2 separate regions of the Homo sapiens genome follow, and region 2 is linked to region 1. The links are chromatin loops, found by intact Hi-C in ENCODE. Cell type or tissue: stomach. All regions are shown on one strand. Each heading gives the region's core, and the rest is flanking DNA. Links, peaks and the distances in the headings are about the cores only.

Region 1 (4,384 bases), core at 259-4,258:
TGTTATAAGATAGAGCCACATGGTTTGGGGGGGTGGTCTTATCCCCATTTTACAGACTTGGAAAGTATGCCTTGTATTTACTTATGAGAGGTTGTGTAAAGATTCCTATAAAGTGTGTGCTCTCACCATGGCCTGCTCCGCCCTGGCCTGTCAACTGCAGCATCCTAAAAGAGCACGCCCAAAAGATAGACCCTGATGGAGAGAGGGTCCTACCAGATCCCCAAGCAGCATCTAGGGGCTACCACAGGCCCACTACAGGACCAGGACCTGGTAGATCTCACTTTCATTCCTCCAACAAGCACATATGAGCACCCACTGTGTGCACTGTACACAGCGCCTGCTGGCAAGTCAGCCTCCCCACCACATGCCAGTGACATGCCAGTCACATGCTAACAAGCCACCCACCAGCCCCAAGTACAGTAAATGTGTGCAGGTCACTGTGCCACAAGCTTTGCTGGAAGATCCTGTTCCCCCTCCAACCCCTGGCTCCCTCCTCCTCCTCCTCCTCCTCCTCCTCCTCCTCCTCCAGCATTCAGCCCCACTGCTACTCCCAGGAAAGCCTCTGCTTTGCCTTCTGATGTGGATGGCCCTCTTCTGTGCCCACTGCACATTTTCTGGTACTCATCACATTCACTCATTCATTCATTCCATCCCATCTAGGCCATTTCATATGCTGTCAAATGGGGGTCTACACCAGCCAAGCCCTAGGCGAAATTCCAAGGACACTTATGTACCCCAGACAAGGTTGTTGCCCTTGAGGGCCCCCTGTCTGGTAAGGGTGCCTGACAAATAAACAAAGACCTCTGGGGCACAGAACCAATGCTGCTCTGGAGCTGGATTCTGTAGTTCCATCCTCTGTCCCTACAACTCCCCTGGTCCCACCATGTCAACGTCAGATGGGCAGGTGACCCAGGCTTGAATCCTGGCTGGGTGACCCTTATGAGCCTCATTTTCTGCTCAGACAACTGGGGATAGAACCTACCTTGCTGGGTTTCTATGAAGGTTATACAGAATGAAGAATGTAAATTATCTGGCACAAATACGTACTAGTTCTCACCCTTCTTTAGGGCGGGGCCGTGTCTTATTGATCTCTGTGCCCCAGTCTACCCAGCATACCACAGGCACTCCTCAATAAGTGAATGAATGAATGATGAGTGAATGAGAACTTCAGAGTGAGGCAGGTATCAGACACATCACCTTTCTCTTCCCTCAGATGCTTCTCCCCATGCAGAGCAGCTGACCCCCCAGTGAGCAATGGCTGTTGTCTCCGCCACAGTCAAGGGAGTAGAATTGTTGAGACCTCCTCCTTCCTCTGCAACAAGGATTGGAGGGGGGCTCCCCAAGGGTGGGGAAGAGCTCGGGTCACAGCAGGGTGCAGCTCAAGTCTGCCATCCTGGCTAGATGGTCCTTGGGGCCCCCCTCAGCTCCTGGCTCTCCTAGGGCCCCTGGAGAAGGGGGATCTGCCTGCAGCACCCTCTGCCAGAAGCTACCTGCCCCATCAGTGCTCCAGGGAGAGGCACCATCCACCTGACTCGGTTGCAGCCAAGAAACAGCCCCTCCATTCCCATGCTAAGCAAAGACCCTGGCACTTCCTTTTACAGGCAAATGAATGGCTTTGGCTTTGTCTGGCCCAGGGACCCCACCCCTGTGTTAGGAAGGTAGCAGCTGGGGGAGGGTACTTTTCCAAAATAGCACCTGCTTAGTGCAGGCCCCCCCTCTTCCTTCCACCCTGAAGATGGATCTTCCTCAGCCCCCCGCAGCCTTCAGGACCCCACCGCCCCCCACAAAGGCAATTCCAGCCCACCCCAGTTCCAGCCCTAGGCTCTGGGAAAAGGAATCACGAAAGCTCTCTCGGTCCTTTCCCATTCGCAGGAGCAGAGGGCCCTGGGACACCCGTTCCCCCATCCCAGTCCTCTGGAGGCCAACGGGTTCCCTTGGAGACCACCAGCTGGTGCCTGTCTCAGCGTGTGCCTGTAGGGGTTGCGGGGGAGGGGACGTATGTATCAGTGCACAGGTCTCTCATCCGGCTGGCATGGCCCTGGCACCTGTGCGTGGTGTGTGTGTGTGTGCGTGTCTTGGTGTACTCCAGCATGGGGCTTTCTGTGCGCATCTGGGTCCCTGCTTGCGTGTCCGTGGGTCCCTGCGTCTCCCCGCGTCCTATGTCTGCCTCTCTCCAAGATTGTCTCTCTCGAGGTGGGTGCCACCGTGTGTGCGTGTGTCCGCGCATCTGTCACCGCGCGTGGGCTCCTCGGCGCGGAAACCCTCCCCCAGGAGCGCCTCCAGCCGCGCTGGCCGGGGCCGCAGCCTCCTCCTGGCGGGTGCCGGTGGCCTGGCCGGCCGCCCTACCTTTGGACATGAATCCTCCTTTGTCTCCGTTCCTCCAGGGAGATGCTCCGGGCGCGGGGCTGCAAGGCTGAGCGGGGCGCGGGCTTCCCCGGGCCGAGCGGCCCCTGCAAACGGGCCTCGCCCCTTCGCGCTCTCCTCCCACCCGCCCGGCCCGCGGCCCCGCCGCGCCGCCCCTGCGCCCCGCGCCGCCGCGCCCTCCCCGGGACCTCGCCTCGGCTCGCTCGGCGCCGCGCCGCCCCTGTCCGCGCGCACCGTTGCCGCCGCCGCCAGCCGCCGCCGCTGCCACCCGCACCACGTGACCGCGCGCCCGTCGGCCCCGCCGAGGGCCCCTCCCCTTCCCGCGGCGCCCGCGCCCGCAAGCGGGAACTGGTCCCGGGTCCACGCTGCGGGCGGTCCAGGAGCCGCCCCCGCGGGCTCCAGGTGCCAGGCCCGGAAAGGTGCCTGCATCCCAGTCCCGTCTCTCCCCGCTGGACCTGCTCCCCGCCCCTTACCCACTGGGCTGCGGCGGGGACGGGCGGAGGGGCGCAGGGGACCAGTGGCAGCTGCGGGCGGCCGTGAGCGCGCGTGAGTCACGCGGGGGCTGGGGTGTTGCGCGGGTGCCTGTAGAGCCGAGTCAGGGGCCCGGGTTCCAGGCCCTGCTCCAGAATGATGAACCAATAACCTTGAGCCAGACAGGAACTTCTCTGAGCCTCAGTTTGCCCATTAGAAAAAAATTTCACGCATTCAGTGGATACTAATGGACAGCATATTGCCTCACAGGGGTGAGGACAACCATCCCTCCCCTCGAAGGTTCTGGGTCTAGTGGAGGAGACAGGAAGATGGAATGTCCTAATGCAGGGGCCGGGGTGCACACAGGGAACTGAGGGTGCAGGCAGGTGGGCACCCTGGGGAGAGGGGGCTTGGAAGACTTCTTGGAGGAGATGAGGGCCAGATGGAAAGGCAAATGGGAGTGGAAGGGAAGAATGGAAAGGGAGAGGTATTCTGCAAAGAGAGGACAGCAGAGGTGAGGGTCTCCAGAGGTGAGAGCTGCGTGGTGCTGGTGGACAGCCCAGAGTCCTTGGTGTCGCTGAAGCAGAGAAAATTCCAGACAGGTGTGTAGAGCTAAATAAGAGGCTGGAGAAGTCCGCACGCAGCCTTGGAAGCTGGATTTTAATGGAAGGTAATGGTGAGTCACTGACGAATATTAAGCCGAAAGTGCTGCCATTCAATGTGGGAGTCGTTGCAGCAGTTGTGTGTGGACAGGGAACAAGCTGGTGGGTGGGAGGTGGCCTCACAGGGGCAGAAGGATGGAGAGGAGGGGACAGCCAGCCAGATAGTTGAGTACTGAGGAGGTAAACCAACAAGGTGGGAAGTAGACTGGATGAGATGGCAAGAGAGAGATGAGGAAGAAGAGGATACCCGGGTTTCTAGGCACCTAATAAAAGGTAGGCAATGCCTACAGCTGAGAGAGTGAGATCAGGGAGGCAGGAGTCAGTTCAAGAAGAAAAGGGCTACCTCTGGACATGCCCGGGAGACATCCGGGTAGATAAGCCTAGCAGGCTGCTGGCTGCCCACATCTGCACTTCAGGAGACAGGGCTGGGCTGCAGATGGAGGGAGAGCTGAGATCTCGTAGGGAGAAGTGAAGACCAGAATTTAGGTGAGGTGCCCAGACTGAGTGTGTGGGGTGGAGGGAAAGGGGTCTGACAATCTAACGACTCAATTAAGGCATTAGACTGGATGCCTTCTAGGCACCTTTCCAGACCCAAAAACTCTGAGCCCTTGAAATGTTGGGAATGAGGCTGCCCAAAGTAGAGATTTTAACAATCTGGATTCCAATCAGCTTACTGCCACCAGCCAGCTTTGGTGTGACTTTAGGCATGTCACAGGCTTTCTAAGACCAAATGAATGTCCAGCCCTTGTGTTGCCCTATTTTAGAGTTCTGTGTAGGACTTCCATATATACAAGGCTCCAACTTACCTTTCAGGATTAAAGGGCTGGGGGTGGGGGACCAAGAAAGAGACATTCAGGTAAGACAACTTTTAAGCAACAGATACCTTC
Region 2 (4,384 bases), core at 149-4,148, 140 kb before region 1:
AGATAGGCCATATTCTGGACCACGAAACAAATCTCAATGGATTTTAAATTTATTTCAAGTATGTCCTTCAAACACTGTGGAATTAAAAATTACAAATCAGTAACAGATTCCCAGAAAGAGTCTGAGCTCAGACTCACCTAACCCTGCCCCAACCTGACAGTATTTCTCTACCCGCCCTGGTAGCTGATCACAAAAGCCATAAACTCTTGGGAGCTTTATGGCCCTGTCCATCACCTGAGAAATCCTAATACTTATCCTGGCCAACTTAGGGCAAGCTTATATCCCCCTTCCAGTATTGCAGCTGGTGTTCTCTTGAAAGCGCCACCTCCTGGCTGGAGGCCAACCAAGTCAGGACATTACAGCAACTCACAACAGAATAACCCTGCTCCAAGAAATGAGAAACAGCTAATTCCACTGCTTTCAACATCCTGGCTAACCAGAGCTCCTGAGTCTGTCCACGTGACAACTTCACTGCTAGCATAACCAGCATTTGAGAAAGCCAGCACAGTAAACAAAACTACAAGCAAGGACTCTCACACTCACAGTCTACTTTACTCCCCTCCCACCTCCACCAGGGCAGGTGCTGGTGTCCATGGCCAGGAGAGCTAAAGACGGATCACATCACAGGACTCTTTGCAGACATTCCTCAGCACCAGCCTGGAACCTGGTAGCCCCACTGGGTGGCTGGACCCAGAAGAGCAATAGCAATCACTACAGTCTGGCTCTCACGAAGCTCCATCCCTAGGGGAAGTGAGAATGCATCACATCAAGGGGTCACTTTGTGGGACAAAAGAATCTGAACAGTAGCCCCTGAGTTCCAGATTTTTCCCCTGAAATAGTCTACCCAAGTGAGAAGAAATCAGAAAAATTGTAATATGACAAAACAAGGTTCTATAACACCTCCAAAAGACCATACTGGCTCCCCAGCAATGAATGCAAATCAAGAAGAAATCTCTGAATTGCCAGATAAACAATTCAGATGGTTGATTATTAAACTACTCAAGGAGAGACCAGAGAAAAGTGAAAACAAAGAAATGTAAAAAACAATACAGGCTATGGATTGGCCAGGCGCAGTGGCTCACACCTGTAAACCCAGCACTTTGGAAGGCTGAGGCGGGCTGATCACTTGAGGTCAGGAGTTTCAGACCAGCCTGGCCAACACAGTGAAACCCCATCTCTACTAAAAATACAAAAATCAGCCAGGCATGGTGGTGCGTGCCTGTAATACCAGCTATTTGGGAGACTGAGGCAGGGGGATTGCGTGAACCCAGGAGCCAGAGGTTGCAGTGAGCTGAGATTGCACCACTGCACTGTGAGCAACAGAGTGCTCAGAGTCTCAAAAAGGAAAGAAAGAAAGAAAGAAAAAGACAACAAAAAAAATACAGGCTATGGATGAAAAATTCTCCAGAGAAACAGATATTATAAAGAAAAAAAAATCACAATTTCTGCAAATGGAAGACACACTTAAAGAAATAAAAAATGCACTGGAAAGTGTCAACAACAGACTAGAACAAGTATGTAGGATACAATAAAATTCCTCTTCAAAGGTTTAGCCTGTTAACTTCCTTGTTCTTTGTTCTCAAACTCAACTTTCTTGTTCTCTATGCCTCCTTGCCCCTAGTTACTGTAACTGTAAACAACCTTCCTGTCAGTTCTAATCAATAACTCACATCTGTTCCCTTGGTTACCCACTCTTCACCCCTTCCTCCCTTCGAAACCGCACGTCCCACCACTGTAACTCACATTTCCCTTCCCTTCCTTATTTGGGAAAGTATTCACAAATAGCCAGTCGGGTCAGTTTAGATTGTGCAGTCCAACCACAGCCCATGAAGGAGTGACACAGAGGGAGGGATTGCATTAGGAATAAAAACCCCTGCTTTCCTTTGTTCAGTGTGCTCTTGCAATCGTGATTGACACAAGCAGCACCCTTCTGCAGAAGTAAACTGCCTTGCTGAGAAAACTTTCGCCTCAGTGCTGGTTTCACTTTGCAGCACTGAGCATTTATCTCCAACAAATCTGGGGCTCATCCAGGATTCCCATTCTCCTCCAGGGAAGGGGTCTCTGGTCACCTCTCATAAGGAGACGCATCCCACTGCCTCGTTGCGGTGGCCTCAGGGTGAGGGATCGGAACCCACCCGGTGTGACGAATAAATCCGGACTCTCAGCAATGTGGGGAAAAAAAGGCTTGCAACACCATGGTGACCAGGTAACTTTGTGCACAGACCAAGGTAAGAAACGTCACAGGGGTGACAAAGCATTTCCTTGGTGGTCAAGATATTCTGGAGATTGAAAGTGTGTATGAATGATCACAAGCATTACTGCTTGCGGTGCTGCTTGTGTGAATGGTACTAAGCACTACTGCTGTGCGGAATGAGTGTGTCCTATCTGAGGTTCCATGGTCACCTCATATGGCTTAGGACAGATCCTGCCATGGGGTTTATATGGGCGTGCCAAAGGTAAGAGGGACCTAAATTCCCCTCCGGGAAGCGACCAGAGTGGACGAAGCAAAAGAAGGGTGCAAGGAGCCTCCAGCAGGTGGGGCTAAAGGATAGAAATCTCTAGTATGAGGAATTGAGCCTCAATAAGCCTCCAGAAAAGGAGAGGCAAGAAATCTCTAATACGAGGGATTGAGCCTCAGCAAGCCTCCAGAAAAGGATAGGCAAGAAATCTCTAATATGAGGGACTGAGCCTAACTAGGACCCAACATGGGAAACACCCCAAGCAGGACACGGAGTAAAAAGGATAAAGACAGCAATAAAGATATTCCTGCTGTTAGTCCCCTAGGTCTCATGTTAAAATATTGGAAAGATAATGAGAGAACTAAACATAAGAAAAAGCAACAAATGACAAACAATTGCTGTTTTATTTGGACTCAGGGACCCATCCTCAAACCCTCAATCTTTTGGTCAAAGTTTGGGTTGAACAAGGATGTGATGTGTCAACTTCTAATTCAATATGTAAATGATAAAAGTCCAGTTTCTCAAGAAGAATTGGCCTATGCTCTTTGTTGGAGGCAGGGACCTGTCCTCCTCTTTCCCTTAAAGACAACTAGGGAAAAACCCAATCTAGCACCTCAAACTGAAGAGTGAGAAAAGCCAGTCCCCATGCCTAAAGACTCCAGCACATGGGATCCTCTAAACCATCTTCCCCCACGCTCAGTGCCCCTAACCCTTCCCCTCAGGTAGCAGCTGCTGTCCCCGTTCCTGCTCCAGATCCTTCTCCTGCTCATGTTATTCCTCCTCCTTACAATCCTGATTCTTGGGAATCACCATCCCATTAGCCTGTTCCTTCTCAGCCTAAGTACCCCTCCCTAAAAGGACTCCAACGTGAGGTAGAACAATGTAAAAAAGATATCCAAAATTTCCCATTTCCCTCCACATCTATGGAGTCAGCCCCAACTCTCTTCCCCTTAAAAGAGGTGCCACAAGGACAGGGGGGCTATTAATTTTGTGAATGCTCCCTTAACCAGTTCAGAGGTCTGAAGTTTGAAGAAGGAACTTAAGCCGTTATTGGATGACCTTATTGGGTAACAGATCAGGTTGATCAATTCTTAGGACCTCAGTTATACACTTGGGTGGAGTTAATGTCCATCCTAGGCGTCCTCTTTTCTTTTTTTTTTTTTTTTTTTTTGAGACGGAGTCTCGCTCTGTCGCCCAGGCGGGACTGCGGACTGCAGTGGCGCAATCTCGGCTCACTGCAAGCTCCGCTTCCCGGGTTCACGCCATTCTCCTGCCTCAGCCTCCCGAGTAGCTGGGACTACAGGCGCCCGCCACTGCGCCCGGCTAATTTTTTTTGTATTTTTAGTAGAGACGGGGTTTCACCTTGTTAGCCAGGATGGTCTCGATCTCCTGACCTCATGATCCACCCGCCTCGGCCTCCCAAAGTGCTGGGATTACAGGCGTGAGCCACCGCGCCCGGCCTGCGTCCTCTTTTCAGGGGAGGAAAGAAGCATGATCTGTAGGGCTGCTATGGCAATTTGGGAACACGAACACCCTCCTGGTCAAACATTCCTACCGCAGATCAAAAGTTTCCCACCCAAGACCCCCGGTGGGACGATATTAATGCAGCTCACTGGGAAAATATGCAAGACCTAAGGGAAATGATAATAAAGGGAATTAGGGAATCAGTACCCTGAACCCAAAACCTCTCTAAAGCATTTGATATACAATAGGAAAAAGATGAGGGGGCCTATGAAATTTCTAGACAAGAATAAAGGACCAAACAAGACAATATGCAGGCCTAAATTTGGAAGATCTCCTTGGACAGGGAGTGTTAAAGCTCCATTTTGTCACTACAAGTTGGCCAGATATTTCAAAAAAGTTACAAAAATTAGAAGACTGGGAAAACCAACCTCTAAGTGAACTTCTGGGAGAAGCTCAAAAAA

What was found. A loop is a pair of places that touch in the nucleus more often than their neighbours do. Peaks named below come from ENCODE experiments on the same cell type or tissue, not always from the same donor. Only the 100,000 strongest peaks of a DNase experiment are listed, where the experiment ranks them.
Region 2: it touches region 1 in a loop (2.4-fold over the local background); 37 of 110 quality-filtered maps call a loop at or near these places.

What each region holds. Positions count from the first base shown.
Region 1 is chr22:41,975,037-41,979,420 of GRCh38, reverse strand. All of the region lies in intron 2 of SEPTIN3 (septin 3), which reads right to left. Among named protein-coding and RNA genes, the nearest start is that of SEPTIN3, 7.8 kb to the right of the region's middle. RefSeq lists a silencer at 2,553-2,622. In stomach, for the core only: no CTCF peak of the experiment used is centred there; a DNase peak (open chromatin) is centred at 2,640; H3K4me3 peaks cover 1,409 bases; H3K27me3 peaks cover 3,382 bases.
Region 2 is chr22:42,113,052-42,117,435 of GRCh38, reverse strand. All of the region lies in intron 3 of NDUFA6-DT (NDUFA6 divergent transcript), which reads right to left. Among named protein-coding and RNA genes, the nearest start is that of CYP2D6, 16 kb to the left of the region's middle. In stomach, for the core only: a CTCF peak has its summit at 2,497 (motif pointing right); no DNase peak of the experiment used is centred there.